Linked DNA regions of Mus musculus: region 2 is linked to region 1. The links are chromatin loops, found by intact Hi-C in ENCODE. Cell type or tissue: left cerebral cortex. All regions are shown on one strand.

Region 1 (8,000 bases):
CAAAGTCAGCCCTCCAGTGATGCCTCTTTCCCAACAAGGCCATAATCCCCAAAGAGTTCCACCAACTAATAGCTATGAGGACCATTCTCACTCGCACCACCACACTTTGTGAGACTGTATGCCAGGGCTTGAGTTTGGATATCAGATTGTGGGAGGTAATTCTCTCCACAAACCATGCGATCCTGAGGGATTGAACTCAGTCTCTTTGGCAAGCACCTTCAGCTGCTGAGCCATCTCTAGGTCCCCGAAGTCATTCTTGATTGTCACAGTGTGTGGGGTGCCAAGTAGTAACTGAAGATGGTGATAGGAAGCTTTCTACAAGTCACAGACCAGCCTCTCCATATAAACCAATGACTGCTCAATTATCAACAGTATCAAGGATAAGAATCCCTGACCATATATGAAAGGGAAACATACAGATTTCTCCTGTGATCTCTATCAACCATGTGCAGGAAAAACAGCCTAAAGATAAAACACTGTAGATCACTTAAAGAAGAGAAGCAGTGGTTCCCTGCTCCTGCTCATGACTAGTGGGTAGAGTGACTAACCTTGAAGCTGACCTTGATTTTGTACTTTAAGTCATCAAGTCCAAGTATTTCTCAATTGCCATGTTTGTTTAGGTAAAATAGGTTCAATGTTTATAAAAACATGTCCTAAGTTGCCCAAGTGATGCATATTTCTTTATGAAATACCACGATTCTAGCTCCTGATTTGCCTGGTTTTTGTTTTTAAACCCAAACTAGTTTTCCCCTCAATCTCAATTACTACACCTGCATATCAAAATCCAAATTTTCTACATGATCCCATTTAAAGTAATATTTATGTATGTTTCCCTGAATTTAATAGTACACATATGCTGAAAGTATCTTTGTTAGTGTTACTGAGTGTTAAAGGTAAGATAAAATAACACCTAGATATGAGAAAAATGAAGATAAAGTTAAGAATAAATACACTCCAAATATTTCATTTACTAGTATTAACATGATTAGTATTAAATCTATTCTTCAAAGATTATATCTGAAACTTATGTATTCTCGGAATCAGTATAGAGATCAAAATGCTGTACTGCTAAAAGAGCAAATCTTATGAATTTAATGCTTATTTCACTGTTTTCATGCCTAGACATTCTCTTCTTGAGAAACAATACAAGAAGAGGGAAGATAAGCTTTCTTATTATCTATAGTATATGCAACAAATAATTATTTCTTGAAAAGCTCAATTAAGATATAAGGATTTTGAGTCCTTAGCTTATTGTTAGCAGTTTCACAGTGTCTGTCATGTAAGTTTGGAGACAGTTTTATTTCATGGGGAAGCTATAGCTCGAAAAACTGTGGAGGCTTTTGAAAACATTAACCTGATAAGTAATTGGCTGCCTAACATTCTGGGTAGCTAACATAACAACATATCATAACATAACACAGTAATAATAATAATAATAATAATAATAATAATAATAACAACAATAACAATAACAATAACAACAACACCATCAATGATAGACTGGCAAAAGTTTTTGAGAGAAAATTATAAGCTACCAAGGTCTCATTTTAAAAAGCCCATGATTTTACTTTCATCCATACATACTAATTGAATATTTTATGCTAACTGTAATTGTCTATCCAGAAAAACTTCCATGCTTTCTATTTATTCCCTTTGCCAGATCACCCATTCTGGCACTTTGGGGATAATATGAAAGCTACTGTTGTATAAAATTATTCACCGGCTAGGGCTCCCATTCATTTAATCTCTGAAACAATCTCCTTTGTGTAAGGTTCAAATTAAGCACCTTGTTATTTAGACAAACAGTCTCAGCCATCAAAAAAATTAGCTCCCATTATAGAATGTGGGAAAGGTAGGCAGAGAAAACAGCAGCAGCTCCAGCAGCCCCAGCAGCCCCAGCAGCCCCAGCAGCCCCAGCAGCCCCAGCAGCCCCAGCAGCCCCAGCAGCCCCAGCAGCCCCAGCAGCCCCAGCAGCCCCAGCAGCCCCAGCAGCCCCAGCAGCCCCAGCAGCCCCAGCAGCCCCAGCAGCCCCAGCTGCCCCAGCAGCCCATGTACTTTGTGGACTTCAGTTCAAAAGGCAGGCTTTTACATGCTGTCTGAGTTGAAAAAAGCAGAAAGTTAGAAATGGCCTTCAGTACTTGAGGATCCTGACCTATAGACTTTATCCTCTGTTCTGAGTTAGATCACAATGTTAAAAGGTTAAAATGTCGCAAGTCTTACTCTAGTGTGTCCTAGAGGTCTTGAAGTTGAAGGTTGCAGTTAAAATGCTTTCAGAATGCTGCAAGTGTTAGGGTCCAGCAGTTTGTGAGCTCTGTCCTTGCTCTTGCTTTGCCTGCTAACCTTTGTGTCCAGGACTGTCTACACAAAAGGAGCATGCAGCTGCCAATGGAGTGAGATATGAAGGACAGCAAGAAGGCTACTTTGTCTCTTGAGTCTGTCACAACCTCAACATCACCTAGTACAGCACCTAGCTTAATACATCTTGTTGGATGTAGGACTAATAGGTATTACATTCTATGCGGTAGACAAAAGCAGAGGATCTTAAAACATAGATATAATCAAATGTTCCTAATTTTCAGGAGACCCATGATGTAGACAGAAAAGTAGGTAAACTTAATGCAATTAAGTTTAATAAATACATTTCTGAGTAAGTGTAGGTGTAAACCTTTAGAAGTTATCAAAAAGAACACTAAAGGTCCTGGTTTTAGAAAAGTCTGTAGAGAGAAGTGTTTTTCATCCTCACTGAAGTGTAACATTAATCGCAGGAAAAGCTACCATAATGGTATTGGTCCCTTAGGTATTTGTAAAGGATAAAAGTATGTTGCTGAGACCTAAGAACTGATTTGGGAGAAGGGAAAATAGAATGAGTCCTCAGACTGCTCTCAAAGCAGAGACTGGAAGGAGGACCCGAGCCTACCAGGACAGACCCATGCAGCCCAAGGACACAGGTTGAGGGACCAGGCATTTCTCCACCAAGGAAAACTGCACTCTGGGCTTCTCATCCCAGCAGACCAGCTGCACTAAGACAGACTCCTCATAAATAGTCATGTTCTTTGGAGTAAAGATATGTTAGTTGTGCTGTTTTCCATCTTCTATTTAAGTATGGAGAAGAGAGAATATTGTATTGACTAGAGATGCCAGAACTAGTTTTGAGGTTACTGGCTTAGAGACAGGATGGGAGGTCATTTAAATGATTCCTTTACTTCAGATTAAATAATCCCTTGCCACCTTTTGAAGCCCTTCTATGTTGTCATTATCATCTGCACTTGGATTAGCCAGAGAAAATAGTAAAAATAGTAATCATAGTAAAAATGAGCTTCCTGACTGATCATAGGTGTTTTCAAATGGGAGGAGCTACTGTTGATAGTAGGTAAATCTCTAAATGAGCAAATAGATCAGTGAGTGAAGGGCGATGAATGACAAACATGATTCAATATCCCAATGTCCCTGACATCAGTGTTCCATAGACCCCCATTCTCTGAGCTCTGCTTAGGAGAACATATTTATTTTAAGTCTTTTCCCCAAATTGCTGCTTCCTACATCACATGCTGTAGTTTTATTTTCTGTGTGATTTTTTTTTTTTTTTTTTTTTTTTTTTGTCTGAACCCAAAGCTTCAATATATATTCTGGAAACCAACAAGCAGAGAAGGACCTACAAAAGATAAAAGCTCAACTTTAGGCATAAGCCTTAAACAAAATATGCCCTGCTTCCTCCTGTCCACTTTAAAATTCCAAAGATAAGAGTGCCTGTATTTGCAATCCATTATCGCTATTTAAACATCTTTCACTGCCTTCACTGTGCTTTCTAAGGAGAGGGATAGAGTGACTCTGAACAGTAGCAGTTCATAGACAGCAGGGCCCTCCCCTCCCACCTCTTTCCCCCTCTTTGTATTTTTCCTACTTTCAGATGAACACTTTAGTAACAGATGGAAGCACACTTAATTTTTTTTTTCTGTGTGAAAATTCTCAAGACAAATGAAGGAAAACAAAACCTTTTTTACAGCAATCTTTTCAGACTTGTAAAAATTCCCTCTAACAAGTGACAATTTCTACTTTCTAAGAATAACTAAGCAACCACTGGAACCAGACAGCTCTTGCAAGATAAGTTTTATTTCGCTGTTTAGCGTACACAACAAGAAACATATGGAGAAGATAGCAGACACTTAGAAGTAGAGAATTAAAAGGGAATCCCCACTGAAAGCACATTTTACGTTGTTATTGCAAAACCACAAAGTCATTGACAATAGTGAGCTCTGGAAACAGCTGAGTTTGGCTTTCTCAAATGGTGGCCGACTAAATTGCTGTGTTTTTTTTTTTTTTTTTTTTTTTTTTTTTTTTTTTTTTTTTTTTAAGAGAATGACATTTCTGTACATTACTCTCAATTGAAAGTTGAGTTCAGGGCTCTGTGGGGATGTTTTCTGAATTCACTTTCTACTATGGGCGTGAATGAGGAAGTGAGCTTACAGCCCACCAGTGGTTTTCATAATAATAGGGGAACAATGGCTTTTGAAAGTCACAGATAATCCCCAGTCCTCATTGTAGTCATCTGTTCTAACCCAGCCTCCCTTTAACAGCTAGCAAACTGCAAAATTGACTGATGATCTCTCCTCCTTTTTTGACCCAGCAGACACAGCCTCTTGTAGAAGTACCAAGAGCAATGAACTGACCCAAAGTCAGTGAGTAGGAGGGAGAAGAAAAATCAAACCAAGAGATTAACCCTTAACTCTTTGTTGGCTATTTTCCATTTTCAGTCCATTTAAGCTGTCTTGGATATGGTTTCTTCAAATAAAGATTAATGATAATAATGATAATAATTTTTGAGTTCATAATATGTCATTTTTTTCTCTTCCTCATCTTTCTCCACAAACCCACTCTCCAAATATGCTCCTCCTTGCTCTCTTTCAAAGTCCTTCCTTCTTTGGGGATATGATCTTTACTGAAGACATTTTTGTTGATTTTTTTCCCTTTAGAGGTGACCAACCATTTCCCATGTGCAAGCTAGAGGGAATGCAAAGCACTTAAGTGAGGTCCAGATAGGATGTCACATCTCATGATACTAAATACAATATTCTCATCTTACATCAGAGCAAAGAGCACAGCCTTCTAAGTTGTGCACAAAGCCATGCAAACTGAGAACAAAAATAAAAGTCATAAAGTCCAGAATTAAGTCCAGAGGCTGTTCCTCAGTGTTTGATACATACTGTCTGTATATGTTGATTTTTTTTTTCTCCAGTGTGTCTTCTGATATTTGTTATATCCACTTCAAAAAGGGCACCCTGCTGTTTATAGAAATATGATCTACAATGAGTTATGTTTTGACCTTCCCTAGTTATCATAGTGCTTTTAAGTCCCTGCATCATGAATTAAACATAGAACAATCTTATTAATTTAAATAAAATCCACCTACTGGGGGCCATATGTATGGCCTGGGTCAGCTCTGTGGAATCACCATTGTGGAACAGAACGCCCCCCTCGGCCCGTCTTTTCTGTTTCGATTGTACAAGAGCTAAGAATGAGCACCAAAGAGGAAGGAACCCATCAATCCAAGTCCCCTGCACTTCAAAGATGCTGCACTTTCTCAAAGGGCCAATGCACTAGCAAGCTTTCAACAGACACAAATTCACTGTGAGCAGTTTCCTAAAAGAGTAGAGTTTATGTAAAATGGCCTTTTGTTTGCTGAAGGATTTAATGGTAGAGAGAATTTCTTTGTAAGTATAAAAATACTTCTAGAATGGCCATTCCTATGATGATTTATGGAGGAACAATTCTGTTCCGAACATTTTGCCAAGCGCTTTACATAAATTACATGATTTAATTATTCTCAAAACCTTGTAAGATAGCAATTATCATTATTCCTCATCTGTGTTGGTATAAATAACAGAAAGGACGCACAGGCGTCTTTGCTGAAGCTTAGACAGCAAGAGAATTTGTATTGCCTTTATGTTACTCCACAATATAATTAAATTAAAAGGACCTACATGAGAATATTTATTTATTTTTCCTTCAAGAGTTTCCTGATGGTCATAAAATTCCATTCTTGCATCCTTTTAAAAAGACATTTCTTATAATTTTAACTGCCACTGGTCACTTGTCATAGGAAGTGTTGCTTTTCCCTGTCTGTCCATGTGTAAGGCATGGTTTATAACCTTAGGACATTTTCTTCCATGCTTGTTTCCATTTTATATTATCAAATATAAAATTTTCTCAGGTTAAAGTTATACATCCTACATATGTGATACTTGTTAATGTGATGTATTAACAGAAACATTGAACTAGGACAAATACTAATGTCATTATTTACAAATAGTTTTCATGAATAGATATGAGTATTGTATATATCATATATAGATATGTAGGGAAGTAGATAGGATACTGGTCAAAAAATATGATGAGGGATTCTATAAATATAATTTGCCAGACTTCAATATATGTAACAAAAGGTTGAAAATTATGTTATTATAAACAATAAAACTGTCATTAGTCATGTAATTTTCTCAAGGATTTAAACATATACTCTATTTTTAATAATTTTAATTTTTATAAAAAGTAAAATTTTACAAACAATATGTTCTGAACATAGTTCGCCCTCCTCTAACTCCTCTTAGACCCTCCCACCTTCCCACCCACCCAAATCCAAACCCTTTATTTCTTTCCCTTGTTAGAAAACAATTAGGCAATTAAAAAATAAATCTGCCTACATGTACCACATGTAAATTCTTGAAATATGCATAAGTATGTACATAGTTTAAAACAGTTTATCCGGGTGGTGGTGGCACACTCCTTTAATCCCAGCACTTGGGAGGCAAAGGCAGGCAGATTTCTGAGTTCAAGGCCAGCCTGGTCTACAGAGTAACTTCCAGGACAGCCAGACCTACACAGAGAAACCCTGGCTTGAAAAAACATGAACAAAAAACAAAAACAAAAAACAACAAAAAACCAGGTTAAAATAAGTATATTACTTATAAATATTTTATATTTATAATCTGAGCTAATAATTTTATTTATAGTAACATACAAAGAAAACACAGAGGCTCATCAATTTTTATTTGCACAAGTAATTGTCATAACTATATTTTAAACAAAACTTAAATAATATAAATTCGACAAAATTTATATACATTTGTATTATAATCATTTGTTTACATTATGTTAGTTTGAAATTAATTATTTTAAAACTATAATTTACTTATTTATAATATATTACTATGGAGGAAAAGACAAGAAGTTATATATATGTTTGTAATTTCAATGTTGAAAATAAATGCTTTCTAAATGTAACTAGATATTTACCAAACTACATTATGTAGTTTATACATACTATATACATAAATATGAATTTCTAAATTATAAAGATGAAATAAGCCATTATCTAATGGTGGTGATATTATAAAGGAATTTTTACCATTAAAATGTATTTTTACTTAAAATTACTACAATTAATATTCATTTCTTTCATAATTATAAATCTCATTTAAGCTTAGAAGAGGACATTTCTTATGAATATATCAATGGCTTATACACTAGGTTATAGATGCAGATATTTCAAGCAGTTATAGTCCAGTGCAAATATAAGATGCTTTAGTATATGTGTAAGTTTGGAGCAAGTCAGTTTTGCCCTTACTCCAAGATCCGTGAGCTATAGCAAGTATAGTAATTTCCTCCACATTGTTCAGGCTCAATTCAGCTTAAACTAGAAATGGGTTATTTCCAAACTCTGATTTGTACTGTCTATGATGACATCAGTTTGTCACTATCAACACTTTAAATTGTCAACTACATTCATTAGAGTACAATTTTCAAAAAATTGATTTCAATGTCTTCTTACAGAAGCAAAACAATGGGGCTTATTCTAAGAAAAATGTGCATATTAAGTTAGCAGCTGTTATGCAGTGAAACGGACAGCTATGCAGGATATATTTTACTTGAATTCAAAAAGCACATGTATTAATCCTCAAGTGAAGCTTAAAATATCTGAAAATGAGGAAAATACTTGAAGAGAT
Region 2 (8,000 bases), 210 kb after region 1:
CTGTGTAGCCAGTCGCTATCTCAACAAAGGAGGCTGTGCAGTCCCCTAAGGATATGAAGAATCTACCAAATTTCAGAGCTGAAATGTACTGTTCCTCTTACCTACAGCACTCATTGTCCCACTGTCTAAAACAGACCTAGAAAGAGAAGTGAATTCTGAGAAATGTAGTTCTATTAGTGCTAAACTCCTACCATTCCTAAGCATTAGAATTCACAACTGTAAAACCATAAAAAACAACAGCAACAACAACAACAACAAAACCTCAAGTTGGACCTTTACCATTAGAAATGAGAAACACACTACTTCAGCAAAGAAATGGCAAAGTCACAAAGCCTAAGTAAGCCCTTTGACTGCTGTCTTCCATATCTCCCATAGGCTACTGCCTCCAGAGAACTCTACACAGTCTGGACACTATTGCTAGTTCAGCTCTTTTTCTCAGGAAATGCAAATAAGCATGTAAAATATCAGATATGCCTTATCATACCACAGGGATAGCATGTCAATTAGGCATCTAACAGTCAAATAGCATATAATTAGATTTTTAGTCAAGATAATACAAATTATTAAAACTAAATTAAATCTAGCATCCATCATTTTTTAATAATAATCCATACACCAAAATGAATATTGCTATTAACCATGTAGCTGATAAATATTCTAATAATAACTATATTGATGTTTTGGTGTTGTGGTGGAAAACTAGAAAAATCAAAGAAAAATGTCCAATCATCTTATTATAAAATATTTTCTCTTTATTTTATGTATACATATATATATATAATTTTATGCTTTTATATGTACAAGATTTTGATATCAGTGCCCAAGAGTTTCAGAAGAATGTTCAAAATATGAAATGATGGTTTGTAAATAGCAAGCATTCAAAGAGAGCCCTTTCACAGGAAACACACACTTATGATGTGTGTATATGAACATGTGTGTTCAGTGCAGTGGTCATCTGAGATGTATAAATGTAAGTACCTCAAGGATTGGTAAGCTTTTCCTATCATAGATCAGTGAGCAAATACATTCATCGTTGAGGGCCATATGGTCACTGTCTCATCTAACAAAAGCTGCCTGGTATTATTAGTGCAATAGCATCTATGCATGAGGATAAGAAATGGATTGACATTATTTCTTCCAAGAAAAAAAAAACTTGGCTTAAAGTTTGAATATGAGCTAAATTTCATGTATTGTGAAATTTACTTAATATTTTCTGATGACTTAAAATAAGTGCTATTCTTTCCTCATAATGTATAAAAATATATCATGCTGCATGGTAACTCATAGGTTATTTATATCTAACCAATCTCTCATCTGTTTTAATAGAAATTGCTAGCAATGTAAGAAAATCCAATGTGTTAAATGAAATAGTGAATATTTCATATAAATAAATTTAAACATCTAATTTCATCACAGAAATTGGGAAATGCAAGATTGTTTTAAAATATAATTAATTGTTTATCATTAAAAGACAGTGATAATAGACCAAAGTTATTGTAACTGTAAGTTACAATGCTTCTTTCTCATGTTAGAGCTGAAATAGCATAAATGCTTCATACGCTTGCTATTATGTCTAAATTTACTTAATAAAATAAGGAAGGCATTTTTTGCCTTTGGATTTGTCTTTAAATAAATGTAAGCTGTTTGAATAATTACGTTTTTTCTTGGTTATATAACCCCATGTCAAAAATAATTAAATTATCTCTTGTCACATCATCATAACCAGTGTGGTTGAGTATCTTGGTTTTTCTATCGTATGGAAAAAATGAAAACTCAAGCTTTTTGCCAATGTATTTCTTTCCCCAGTGCTCTGAAACCAGTTGACAAAGCCATCAGTTGCCATAGAAGCAAAAGCATAGAAGTTGTAATACACAAAATATGTCAAAACATGGTATGGATTATCACATCAATCTAGCATGTAAGAAAGAACCTCACAACCCTGCCAGTTGATTATGGGATTGTCTCCCACAAGGGGCAAGCCTGGTATTCCATCAGGAAATATCACATTACTGTGTTGATTCCATTATGTTTATCTTCGGCAAGTGTTCTGGGCGATGTTGTCAGAGGCAACAATCTAAAGGACAGGGCTTTCAATCTTTTAGAAACAAATCAGACTAAAAAATCAGGATTTAAATTCTGTGAACAAAAATACAATCTAATCTTTATCTCTAAGGAGAAATACTCAATAATCATATCAAACTTTTCTCTGTATCTAGCTATATGTTCTACATTTATGTTTTTATTTTTAATTCTCTTCAAATAACTCAGTAGTATAGAAGACAATACATTGTAACTATTCACCATATTTAATTTCCAAATTCAAGTTTGCCTAAGTTTCAAATTTGGAATGCTTGAACTTACACCTCTTGATCTTTTAGTATTTTCTTACATTGCTCTCTTTCTGTGAAAGTGGTAACTAAGAACAAACATTTATTATTATATTCCTCTATTTTCATTGGAAATATGCCACTGTCCTGACCAAAGAACAAATAGAGAAAATAATAAAGACTGTTTTAAGTTAGATTTAAAAATAACTGGCGATTACCCAGTGTGGTGGTGAGTGACTATAATCCCATCCCTTGAGAGGTAGAGGGAGGAGGATCATCAGTTCAAAGCTACCCTCAACATCTTAGAGATTTGAGGTACATTTAAGCTACATGAGACCCAGGATTAAAGCAAACAAATAAAACAAACATCAGTAAGACAGAACAGTGATGTGAATGTAAATGATAGACCATAACTATAAATTGACAAAATGTAGCTATTTCAACTCATTCCCCAGTCTTTTTGACCTGTTCATTAAAAATTAACTAAAAGTAGAAAAAAAAGTTGTAGATAAAATGTAGGGTTTTAAAAATCCCTTATTTTATATTTCGTGTAAGAGAATCTATACTAATAAATATAGTTCACTAAAAATGTTTTATGCAATCATCAAAAATACAAAATAACAAAAACAAAGAAAAAAATATAACAAAACCTAAAGGAAGGCAGAAACTATTTTGAAACTCATACAGGTATATATCACACACATAGAGATACAATCAGAAAATAGGTTCTGCTCTTGATCCACAAAAATAAATGTGCCTGTGATACCTCATCCCAGATGTACAGTCATTATTATAAAATATCCTTCTTCTAAGTATTATATAATTACCAAGTGTTTTCCCTAAATAGGAAACCTGGCTGTCTACGTGAGTGCTTTCATCCTAAAGTTTCAGTGTTAAACTAACACATTCTCTCTGTCAGTGTCTTCATTTGCAAAATGAAAATTAAAAACATTTACTTCCTGAGGACTTTTGAAAAATCAAAGTGAAATGATGTAGGTAGAAATCTGCAAGATGAAAGCACATCACATTGGATAAATCCCCTATAATTCCATGACTTCTCTCATAAATGCACGATTTTCGCCGTATCTGTCATCACCCAAGAGCTCCCCATCATCGCAAAATGGTCAGACGAAAGTGAATAATGGGAAATCCTACCCTCTTGATGTATTTCATCATATCAAACTCTCAACACTCTTTTGCAGGAGGTTGTATATAATTTAATGAAAACTACCAAGGGGACTGTATACCACATGTAGTTCAGGGAAAGAGGTATGAAAATAGAACATACAGAATGTTAATCATTTTGTTAGAAATTTTCAGTTTTTAAAGTATTCAGTATAATACGTACTTTGTTTCATAATTGGCAAAATAAGGTCCAAGATTTCACTATAAAATATTTTATGCACACATTGTGTATAGAGTCCAACACAGTATAATTTGTTTTGTTCTCTCTATACCCTTGATAGGAGTTTTTTTAAATCTCCATCTTAACCAGCACCCACAAGTTACCTTTTGTTAACTCTAACAATATGGAGAACTCAGGTACAAGATAAAGAAGACTGTGAAACAAATCTACTGAGAATCAAATAGGACTGGGGTTGGGGTGGGGTGGTAAAGGAGGACTTGGTGAATGACTAACATAGGTGACTAATGACCAAAAGAAACGAACTCAATAGCACTCCTAAAATTACACCCACAGGTTAATTCCTTTCTAAATCTTTTTTTTTTTCTTTTTACTAACCACTCAACCAAATTTAGGCTTGCTTCCACATACAACAAAAGCTTCCCTCTTTGCTCCACACGCAGTCAGTTGGTTATCTTTCATCTTCAGCAGAATGAGTTATTTGTCAAAACAACATAGTTACTGTAGTGAGATGGCCATAGGGTTAGGCTAGCACAGAGAGCGTTTGTGACGAATAGACTTACTTTGTTCCTATCTATTGTATAACCAAAATTCATGACCAAGGCCTCAAGTTTAAATTTCGACATCTAAGCAAAAATTTCAGAGAGGGTTTTCTTTATCTATTTTATTCTGATTTTAATTGCTCTTGCTACATTTTAAGGGAAAGTATGCAGACCTTTAAGTAGTCAAAGGCTCCAGATTTTCAGTGCTCCTTTCAGTATAGGAAGCTTAGTTCTGAACTGAAAGTAGACCTTGAACTCACAAGATCTGAAACAGCAATTTCATATCTATATGATGGGGGGTTGGAATCTTAAAGCTAAAAGCCCCAACTTACCAATAGGAAAACAGTGACAATCTCGACTAACATTTTTACTAGGAAAAACATATGCCACACATATGTGATAAAGTTTCAACCAAATGACAAAGTTGTTACTTTTGGCACTCTCTCCCACAATGACTTATTCTCAGCCAGTTGTCATGGAAAAAGAAATATTTCTGGACTGCCTATTCTGCAGAGAAATTTTCTAACTATACAGAAGAGTTGAATCTATTAAATTTGCTTACACTTAAAATAAGAGAAAGTCATTGGCAGAGTTAAATCTTAGCACACATTGTAAGATGAAGACACTGGTGAACAGAGAATGAACACAGTGTCCAACAGAAGTCTTTGAAAGAAGCAGGTATGAGCTGCGAGGTTCCAGGTGATGAGCAGAAGTTTGAGAGAAGCAGCATGAAAATAGTGATGCTCTAGAAAGCCAATTGCACTAGGATCTGGAAATCATGCTGAGAGTAGCTTGTTTTAGACTATTAGAAAATAAAGTTGTCAAATAATTTGGGGTATACTAATGGCACAACACCAGAGAGGAAGACTGAGCTCAGAGGAGTCACTCACTAGCCAGATGGTGGAAATGACAATTGCATATAGCCGAAAGCTCTTAAAGTCTCTAAAAGTGTGGAAAAGTATTATACTTGTTGAAGACAATGAGTATGAAATCTCAACATGAAAAGAGAAAGCCTATGATATCTCTCTTACAGTCTTCTCTCTACTCTTCTTTCTCAGCATAAGAGACTCTACTTCAGGAGGCAGGGGCATTGTTGAACTTTTAGGCCCATAGATGGAAGCTGATTGGTGAATTCCAGAGTACCAGGAGCTCTGGAGATACCATTCCACAATTCTCTAAGATGACTCAAAAGACACAATGTAGACTCTGACTTAGACTTTGTTATGGAAAAGGGATATAAAACAAACCCACAAAAAGCAAAAGCAAAGGATGAGGTCCAGAGAAAGCTGTGGGTAAGCGTCTGAGCTTTCTTCTCCAGCAGAGTCATTGGGAAGCACTAAAGGGCTGTGCCTCCTCTCTGGAAAAGTCCACCTGGAACTTTCAGGAGAGGCTGCATTCGATAACCACAGAGTAATTGCTTCCTCTAAGATTGGGAATTAAAATAAGTATTCCATTGTTGTCATTTTATTAAAAATTCTACTCAGGTTTCTAGATCAGGCAACTGGATAAGAACAGCAAATAAAAATGCCCAAATCAAAAGGGAAAAATGTATCCTTATCTTCACAAAGAACATGATAAAGTTAGAAAGATCCACTGTAACTATTTTATATTAACAGTTTTCTGCTACTGTAACAAAATACCCAAGCCTGAGAAATCACCAGGCAAAGAAGTTCATTTTGCTAGTAGTTTTAGAGGCTGAAATTCTATTGATTTGTTCACTTGGAGAAGATCCACAGTGGATGGCCTCAAAATGGTGAGAGAATGTGAGGGAGGAAGAGACATGGTTTCTTGTCACATGACACAACATGAAGTATGTGTGTGTGTCTGTGTGTTTGTGAGGGAAGGAGACAGGTGTAACAGCGTGCTACAGGTTACTCTCATGATGCTAATGATAACTAATGAAGGATCCCAGAACAACCGTCTTAATCTTTCTTTCTAAGAGTAAACTTCCCATCATCTGACAATATCCCATGGGGCAGAAAAGGCCAAATCTCTGTCTCCTTTCTTGAACTGAGGCATTTATCATTTTCTACTTGTGGACAGTTAAGTCTTTTGTTCTCCACACAGGGAGCTCTAATACTTTGAACAGTGGGGTTAACTACCTGGACTTTAGAGTCTCAAGTCTTAAGGTCCTTAAACCTTGACATTTTTGAGACAATTCTCCACTCAGACCTCATTGGGAGTCTGCATGAAATGGTGACAGGCATCAGATTGTAGTTGCAGTACCTAGATTTGAATTTCAACTCTATTATCTATTCTCTGTGAGATTATAGGCAATTCACAAAACCATCTCTAAAATCTTTCTTTTATTAATTATTTTATATCCTAAATGTTGCCCCTTCACAGAGTTCCAACCTACTCCTTCCCCTTCGTATCTCCCCTAGGGATATGCCCCCACCTCGTGGCATCAAATCTCTACAGGATTAAGCTCATCTTCTTCCACTGAGGCCAGACAAGGCAGCCCTTTGCTACTACATATGTGTGTGTACCTCTAAAATCTTTTAAAACAGGACCAGACTTCTACTCTTTTCTTTTCCAAACTAAATTACTACATATAAATTAACACATAAAGCATCATCTTTTTTTCAATATAATTATTAAATAAAGCAAAACTTTCCAGTGATGTGGTCAATTGCTATAATGCCGACTTAATTCTGACCTAGCTTCCAGATTGACAAAGTAATGCTATTGTATTTATTAAGGTAGTGATGTCAGTGTCACTGTTTTGAAACAAAAGTTTCAGGATTAATGAAGTTTTAGAAGTCTTTCTATGGTACTGGTATGATGAACTCACATTTACTGAAAAGAACAAATATTACTATGTTAAACCATCCCTGTCTTAGAGACCAGCCCACAGAACATGCAGAACATGGAGAGCATTCCATCTCTTCTCAAATTAATTGATGGGAAATGATGCTCAGTGCTCAAAAGAGAGGGAGAGAGATAGATGATAGATAGATAGATAGATGATAGATAGATAGATAGATAGATAGATAGATAGATAGATAGATAGATAGATAGATAGAAAGATAGATAGATAGATAGATAGATAGATAGATAGATAGATAGATAGATAGATGATAGATAGAGAGAAAGGGAGAGAGAGAGAGAGAGAGAGAGAGAGAGAGAGAGAGAGAGAGAGAGAGAGAGATCCATTCTATTAGTTCTGCTACTCTAGAAAACCCCAGCAAATACACCCGTAACTCGAAATATGCTTCCAAAGTTAACAAGGTGAACAGGAAGAGTCTGGCTCAATTACTTATAATTTAACTGATGTCCAATGTGTACTTTTATATGTAAAGCACAGCTCAAGAAGCAGGAGGCAATTCCATTATTTATCAAGCATTCACACCTATTTGTACCCTGTGAGGAACACAGGACTTTATATAAAATGAGAGCTTTCTAACACATCATGACTAACTAGGAAAGAAACCATGAGGCTTGGGAGGGATATAGAGAATTTAACATTACTACCATTGTTTTCAAAAGGAAGTGAAAAGGGATACCAAAGATTTCTTGCATGATGTCCCAGTGAGGAAATTCTTATTGCTAGCTGGAGAAGGGCAGATGAAATCAACGGGGTGGGAATAAAGCTCTTCTGACCTGGTGACTTATCTAAGCAGAAAGTCTCTTCCCTTGGTGGTACTTGAGAGGCCTTGTTTGTACTCACTTGATCCCTGCAGCTCTCCACCCTACTCCCAACCCCCATCTGCCTGAAAACAGTTAAAAGGCAAAGCAGTAAATCAGGAAGTCTCCAAACACAGCAGG

The links. Hi-C counts contacts between places; a loop is a spot of excess contacts. Peaks named below come from ENCODE experiments on the same cell type or tissue, not always from the same donor. Only the 100,000 strongest peaks of a DNase experiment are listed, where the experiment ranks them.
Region 2: a loop joins it to region 1, with 3 times the contacts of the local background. A loop is called at or near these places in 2 of 42 quality-filtered maps.

Annotation. Positions count from the first base shown.
Region 1 is chr15:42,581,893-42,589,892 of GRCm38, reverse strand. All of the region lies in intron 1 of Angpt1 (angiopoietin 1), which reads left to right. Among named protein-coding and RNA genes, the nearest start is that of Gm41313, 80 kb to the left of the region's middle. In left cerebral cortex, no CTCF peak of the experiment used is centred here; a DNase peak (open chromatin) is centred at 4,019.
Region 2 is chr15:42,373,103-42,381,102 of GRCm38, reverse strand. No RefSeq gene overlaps it. Among named protein-coding and RNA genes, the nearest start is that of Gm41313, 290 kb to the left of the region's middle. In left cerebral cortex, no CTCF peak of the experiment used is centred here; DNase peaks (open chromatin) are centred at 4,213 and 4,656; H3K27ac peaks cover 322 bases.